Regions from separate parts of the Homo sapiens genome. Here region 2 is linked to region 1. Evidence: chromatin loops called from intact Hi-C (ENCODE). Cell type or tissue: PC-3. All regions are shown on one strand. Each heading gives the region's core, and the rest is flanking DNA. Links, peaks and the distances in the headings are about the cores only.

Region 1 (2,923 bases), core at 204-2,703:
TGCCCAGCTAATTTTTGTATTTTTAGTAGAGACGGGGTTTCACCATGTTGGCCAAGATGGTCTCAATCTCTTGACCTCGTGATCCACCTGCCTTGGCCTTCCAAAGTGCTGGGATTACAGGCGTGAGCCTCTCAAAGTGCTGGGATTACAGGCATGAGCCATGATGCCTGGGCTAGCCTGCCTTTTAACCAAATGTTTTATCTCAAAGAAAATGACTGAACTCACCAACTAATGACTTATCCTTTGTTCTGTCCCAAACAAACATAATAAGTGTATGATTCTTTACTAACATTTCCTGTGCCTTGATCACATATCATTAATACAAACACACAAGTTAAACTTGTTTGCTTTATACAAGTATGTTTGCATTTCCTACTTGGGATACAAATACAACCAACATTTTTTAAGTAGAAACGCCACTTATCAAGACATATAACCTGATTAAAAACATAGCCTTTTAGATTAAAATATAATCAGAAAGAAAACTGGTGATTTGGTTTTCCCTCACCTTTGCTCACCCATTAATTTCTATTCACCTTCTTCTTCCACTACCCTAAAATATGTATATTTATTTAATAAATCAGTAACCAACTTCTTTGGAAAATGTCCAACAGAATAAAATTGCAATATTTGTCTGTCAAATCAAACATGGACATGATGATGGTATTGATACCTCTAAGAAAGTTGTGTCCACCATGATGTCACAACACTGAGTTGAAAGTCAAAAAACTGATTGAAATTACTTAGTTTCAAATCAAAACTAGTTTGAAAACTAATTAATGATTGTTCTGTCAGTATATGAACTCTTCCCTGTGAGTCTTCTTTAGACATCAGGGAGCTCATAATTCAAGAAACACATGAGAATGCACTGACATTATACTAATTTCTCAAAGAGGAATAGATCTGAAGATGTCTCTCCTGATTCAGCCAGCCTGAGTCCCTGTGGAGATGAATGGATTACTTTAATTAATCAGTGAAATAACTAATGAATATTTATTGGGGACCTACTAATGTAAACAAATGGCTCTGTGGTATTTGGTTTGGGGAGTCTTGAACAGTATAAAACTGTTACCTCTTAAAGGTTAGAAACTGAAAATAAAATTAGTGAGCCAAGGCAAAGTTAAATAATAACACGAGCTAGTCATATAAGGTGAAATGCCAAATCAGTGATATGCACAGTGTTTTGAATTCAGGAACTGTGAATCACTGTGGTAGGACTTGTCTCTGAGTTAATCTATAAAACCAAAGCTTCAAGTTACACCATATGGAAATGAACTTATTGCCAGTGTCTTAAGCACAAAGCTTTTCTTCAGTAGGCCCTTGGGAGCTATTCTGTAATAGTTATCAAATAACAATGACTACTACTATAAATATTTATTGAGCATTTACTATATCCTGGCACTAGGTTAAATGATTAGCAGGGATTATCTGCAAGGATTACCTCTGTGAATTCTCCCATTATTCGCTGGAGTAAATATTATGAGCATTTTATGGTTAAGCAACACAGCTGGTAAATGATGAAGTCAGAATTCAAACTCAGTTATTCTGACTCCACAGTCTCCAATTACTTATAATAATCTCTTCTCCTATCAGGCTTTAACAAAAAGCCCACATATTTATATTCTCTCAATGACTCCCTAGAATGGAAAGTTAGTGGAAGCTTTTATATACAATAAAGAAAGAATAAAGGCAAGATTAATATGTATTATCATGGTAGGTAGAGTGGAGAAAAGTATATTATGTCTTTTTTTTTTCTTCCCTCTCCTACTCCCACTGTATTTTCCAGGTTTCACCACATTCTAGAAAACATTTATTCAGTTGAATAACCCATCACCTTTGAAGACATTTAACTTGCTCCAATAGACCCCAAGCTAGAGTCTACCCTGTGGAAAAGACTTCAACAAGAAATACCTGAGCAACATTTCAGAATTAGAAGGAGATCCTTAAAACATCCAGAAAGATTGAAAAAATAGCCAGCTTTCTTGAATTACTAGAAGACTGAAGTTAAAAAAAAAACCAAAAGGTTTTCAAAAGCTAACCATGATGCCATCTCTAGAAGGAAAAGTTATTCAATTCAGCTGTGCGGGAGAGCAGAACTTTAGAAAGCCTTGCTACTCAAAGTGTGGTCCTAGGACCAGTAGTATCACTTCAGGCCCACTCCAGATCTACTGAATGAGAATTTGCATATTAACAAGATCCACAGGTAATCCACATACACATCACATTTTTGGAAACATGAGTTTAAAGGTAATTGTTATGATTTTCTTAATGTGGATTTGAAGCTGAAAGTGTTTAGACTGAACTATTTGGAACAATGTTCTATTTGTGAGCAGATGTTATTTATAAATATTCTGGATTCGGTGCTTCTTTATTAATTAAAGTTCTTGAGCCAATCAAGAACAAGCTAACTCTTCCTAAGTGCTGGCCTTAGAAGTAGATGAACCAATTAAGAATCAGTCCCTACTTCCAAAGCGGAAACCTTGAGGAAGAGGGACCAGCAAAGAGGTAGCAGGCCACCAACCTCAGGGCTTCTGAGTTGGAAGTGTGTTGCCCAGTTTCCTTGCCCAGGTGGCAATCTGAGAGATTATCTTATCCCTCCAAACAAGAGGTATGTCAGGAGGCTAAAGAGGAACTATCTGTCCCACTTCCACTACTCTAATTTTTTTTTTTTTTTTTTTTGCACACTCAAATTGCCAGAGTTTGAGAACACTACCCTAAGAACAAGAGTTGGGAAAAAGGGAATGGCCTTCTTTGTCTACTGAACCCCTTTTTAAAACAAGATCCTATTTTAAGAGCCTAGCATTAGGGTATGTTCAGTTCATCTGGTCACCTCTAAGTAAGTGAGCAAGGAAGACTTGTGAGCTGTTTACACTGTTGAAATATTCCTATGACCCTATCTCCCTTTAGGACTCGAAGCTATGAA
Region 2 (2,923 bases), core at 107-2,606, 78 kb before region 1:
TGTGAAGTAACCTGATGCTAACTAATCTGCTTTTTGTTCCCTGTTTCTGCTTTCTTCAGCCCCTTTTTGCCTATAAAGCCAACTCCTGCTCAGGTCATCAGAGAGCCTTTTCTAACTCTTTAGATGAGATGCCCCCCAAGGCATGAAAAAGCCAATTAGATCTTTAAGTTTGTTGAAATTTGGCTTTTGCCAAGAGCACAGGCCACACCTGAATCTTAGCCACCACTTTAAAACATGTATGTTTCCTTATAATCAAAAATTGAAAGACGTGGGGGAAAAGGGGGAAACAGAATCCAATCATAAATACATCTTTCCAAATCTCACATTTGTAAAACTCTTTTAACCTGATTTACCCTGATATGGTTTGGATCTGTGTCTTTGACCAAATCTCATGTCGAACCGTAATCCCCAATACTGGTGATGGGGCTTTGTGGGAGGTAATGGGATCATGGAGGTAATCTTCATGAACCTTCATGAATGGTTTAGCACCATCCTCCTGGTGCTGCTCTCATGACAGTGAGTGACTGCTCAAGAGATCTGGTTGTTTAGAGGTGTGTAGCACCTTCCCCCACACCCCTTCCTCCTGCTCCAGCCATGTGAAGTACTGGCTCCCCCTTCGTCTTCCACCATGATTGTAAGTTCTCCGAGGCCTCCCCAGAAACTGAGCAGATACTGCCATGCTTCCTGTACAGCCTGTGGGACCATGAGCCAGTTAAGCCTCTTTTCTTTTAAATTACCCAGACTCAGGTATTTTTTTATAGCAGTGTTAGAGCTGACTAATACAGACTCTAATTGGCAATGTATGACAAAATGCAAAAATAAATTTTTTCAAAAGTATATGAGGTAGTGATTCATTACCTGGGATCATTAAACTTTGAGGTATCTCTCCAGGGGTCCTTAAGATTTTTTATTGGCTTTTAAGTAAACATTTTATTTAAGTATAACATATTTAGAAAAGTGCAGTAGGAGGTAGTGTACAGCTTAATAAATTTTTTACAGGCTGAACACACTTGGGGAACTAGAGACCAAGTCTGAAATCAGAACATGACGAGTTCTCCACAAGTTCCCTTATACCTTCCTCTAGTAAGTACTCCACCTAATCATCATTCTGGCTTCTAACACAATAGATTAATTTGGTCTGCTTTTGAGCTTTATATAATGAGACTCACACATTGTATACTCTCTTGTCTGCCTTCTTGTGCCCCATATTGTGTTTGTGAAATTCATACATGTGGTCAGGTATAATTGAAGATTGTTCATTCTCATTGCAGTATAGTATTCCCTTGTGCCAGTATACTGCGATTTAGTTAGCCATTCTTCTACTGGTGTTCTCAATAGATTTATAATATTTCATACAGCTTAATGGAAAATGTGAAGCTCTAATTGGAATCAATTCTGTTGAAAACCTTGAGTATCGAATGTGGTAACTTTGGTTTGGAATAAGCAGTCACTATGATCTTATTGTTGGACACTCACTATGGAGAACCTCTGATTGGCAACCCCAGTCTTTGATGATATTTTTTTTAATGGCCTCAAAATGCAGAGTTGGCACTGAAGTCCTTTTGGCCTCAGTGTCTGTAAGGATTCAGCTCTTAAAATGTCAGTGGTTCCCTCTGAGGGTAAGTTTATGGCAAGGAAAACACTGAGCTGAAGAAAACATTGGGCTTAGAGGTTTAGTGGAATGATCAAATCAAATTTCTGAATTACAGTCTGCAGTTTTTGTGGGCTTGTGAAGGATAAGCACATGCTAGCTTCAGAAGACATGCCACGAGGCAGCTCTCTTTATGTGAAAATATCAGGTGACACTACTCTTATTAGGAAACAGAACCCATGCAATTCACACCCGCTTAAAATAAAAAGCAAGTTATTAACACTTCCCAACAGCCATGATGACTGCAGTAAACAAAGGCAGTCTCCTGGCATCAATAAGAAATTGTGGCAGGAGCAGGCTGTGACATTGGGCTACAACTTAGACCCCATCTGAGTAGTTTACCTCCCTTTTGTTGAAAAACTGGGATCTTTGTGTTAAACCTGAAGATTCTCTCCACGTGATTCTTTACCTAGAGTCCTTAATACACACCTTTATGCCGCGCTATATCAGGAAGAATTCTATCCCAGTGACCTCTAATTAACCAGACATCAACTCTGTACATTGTCCCAGGACGAGTCAATTCTTTCAGGAGTTAGTTTCTTAAAACCTAGACCTTATTTTTTGCTTGGGTAATTTTGTGATTCGTGGAGGCAATTTTGTATTAATCAGGGTAACATAACTGCTGTTACAGAAAAGCCTCTATGCCTCGCTCGTTACTACCACTCCCTTCCCTGCGCCCATTCCCTGCTGGGCCAGAGAGGCCACGCCACTGCCTGGTAAAAAGAGTTGGGAGAAGAAAAGCCGAGAAGCGGGTCCTAAGGACGAGCTCGCAGTGCTCCTGAGGAAAGCGGCGCCAAGATGGCTGCCTCAAGGGGGAGATGGAGGCCGAGTCACTCCGCTCGCCCCTGGAGGCCGGATGCTGTTTTCTAATGTGATCGTCCTGCCCTCGGCCCTGACTGTCATGGTGGCTGTCACCACTTCCGGCCTGCTGCCTACACAGATTGCGCTGTCTGAGGGAGAGGGATCCTGGCAGTCCCAGGACCTGCCTTCTTGGAAACAGCAGGGTTGGAGCACAGGAGCACCTTGTAGATGGGCTTGTGAGGGAGCAGATTCCACTGCAGAAACCCCTGTAGAGGAGCAGGACGCAGGGGACATGCTGTGGCCCAGACAGTGGTGGTGGAGCAGATGGAGCCTGCATCTGCCCAATTTGGCCAAAAAGTCCCCATACTCTCTGTGAAAAAGATTTCCAGAAGCTGTGTCAATAACAAAGCAAAAAAAAAAAGAAAAGAAAAACACAAAATCATAAACACTAAAGATCATTCTTGAGTCTGA

The links. Hi-C counts contacts between places; a loop is a spot of excess contacts. Peaks named below come from ENCODE experiments on the same cell type or tissue, not always from the same donor. Only the 100,000 strongest peaks of a DNase experiment are listed, where the experiment ranks them.
Region 2: it touches region 1 in a loop (10-fold over the local background); 18 of 110 quality-filtered maps call a loop at or near these places.

Annotation. Positions count from the first base shown.
Region 1 is chr20:8,858,669-8,861,591 of GRCh38, reverse strand. The region is part of intron 31 of PLCB1 (phospholipase C beta 1); the gene reads right to left. Among named protein-coding and RNA genes, the nearest start is that of RNU105B, 29 kb to the right of the region's middle. RefSeq lists a silencer at 2,796-2,923. In PC-3, for the core only: no CTCF peak of the experiment used is centred there; DNase peaks (open chromatin) are centred at 271 and 1,301; H3K4me3 peaks cover 767 bases; H3K27ac peaks cover 2,195 bases.
Region 2 is chr20:8,936,799-8,939,721 of GRCh38, reverse strand. No RefSeq gene overlaps it. Among named protein-coding and RNA genes, the nearest start is that of RNU105B, 110 kb to the right of the region's middle. RefSeq lists enhancers at 2,030-2,532, 2,533-2,923. In PC-3, for the core only: no CTCF peak of the experiment used is centred there; no DNase peak of the experiment used is centred there; H3K27ac peaks cover 1,144 bases.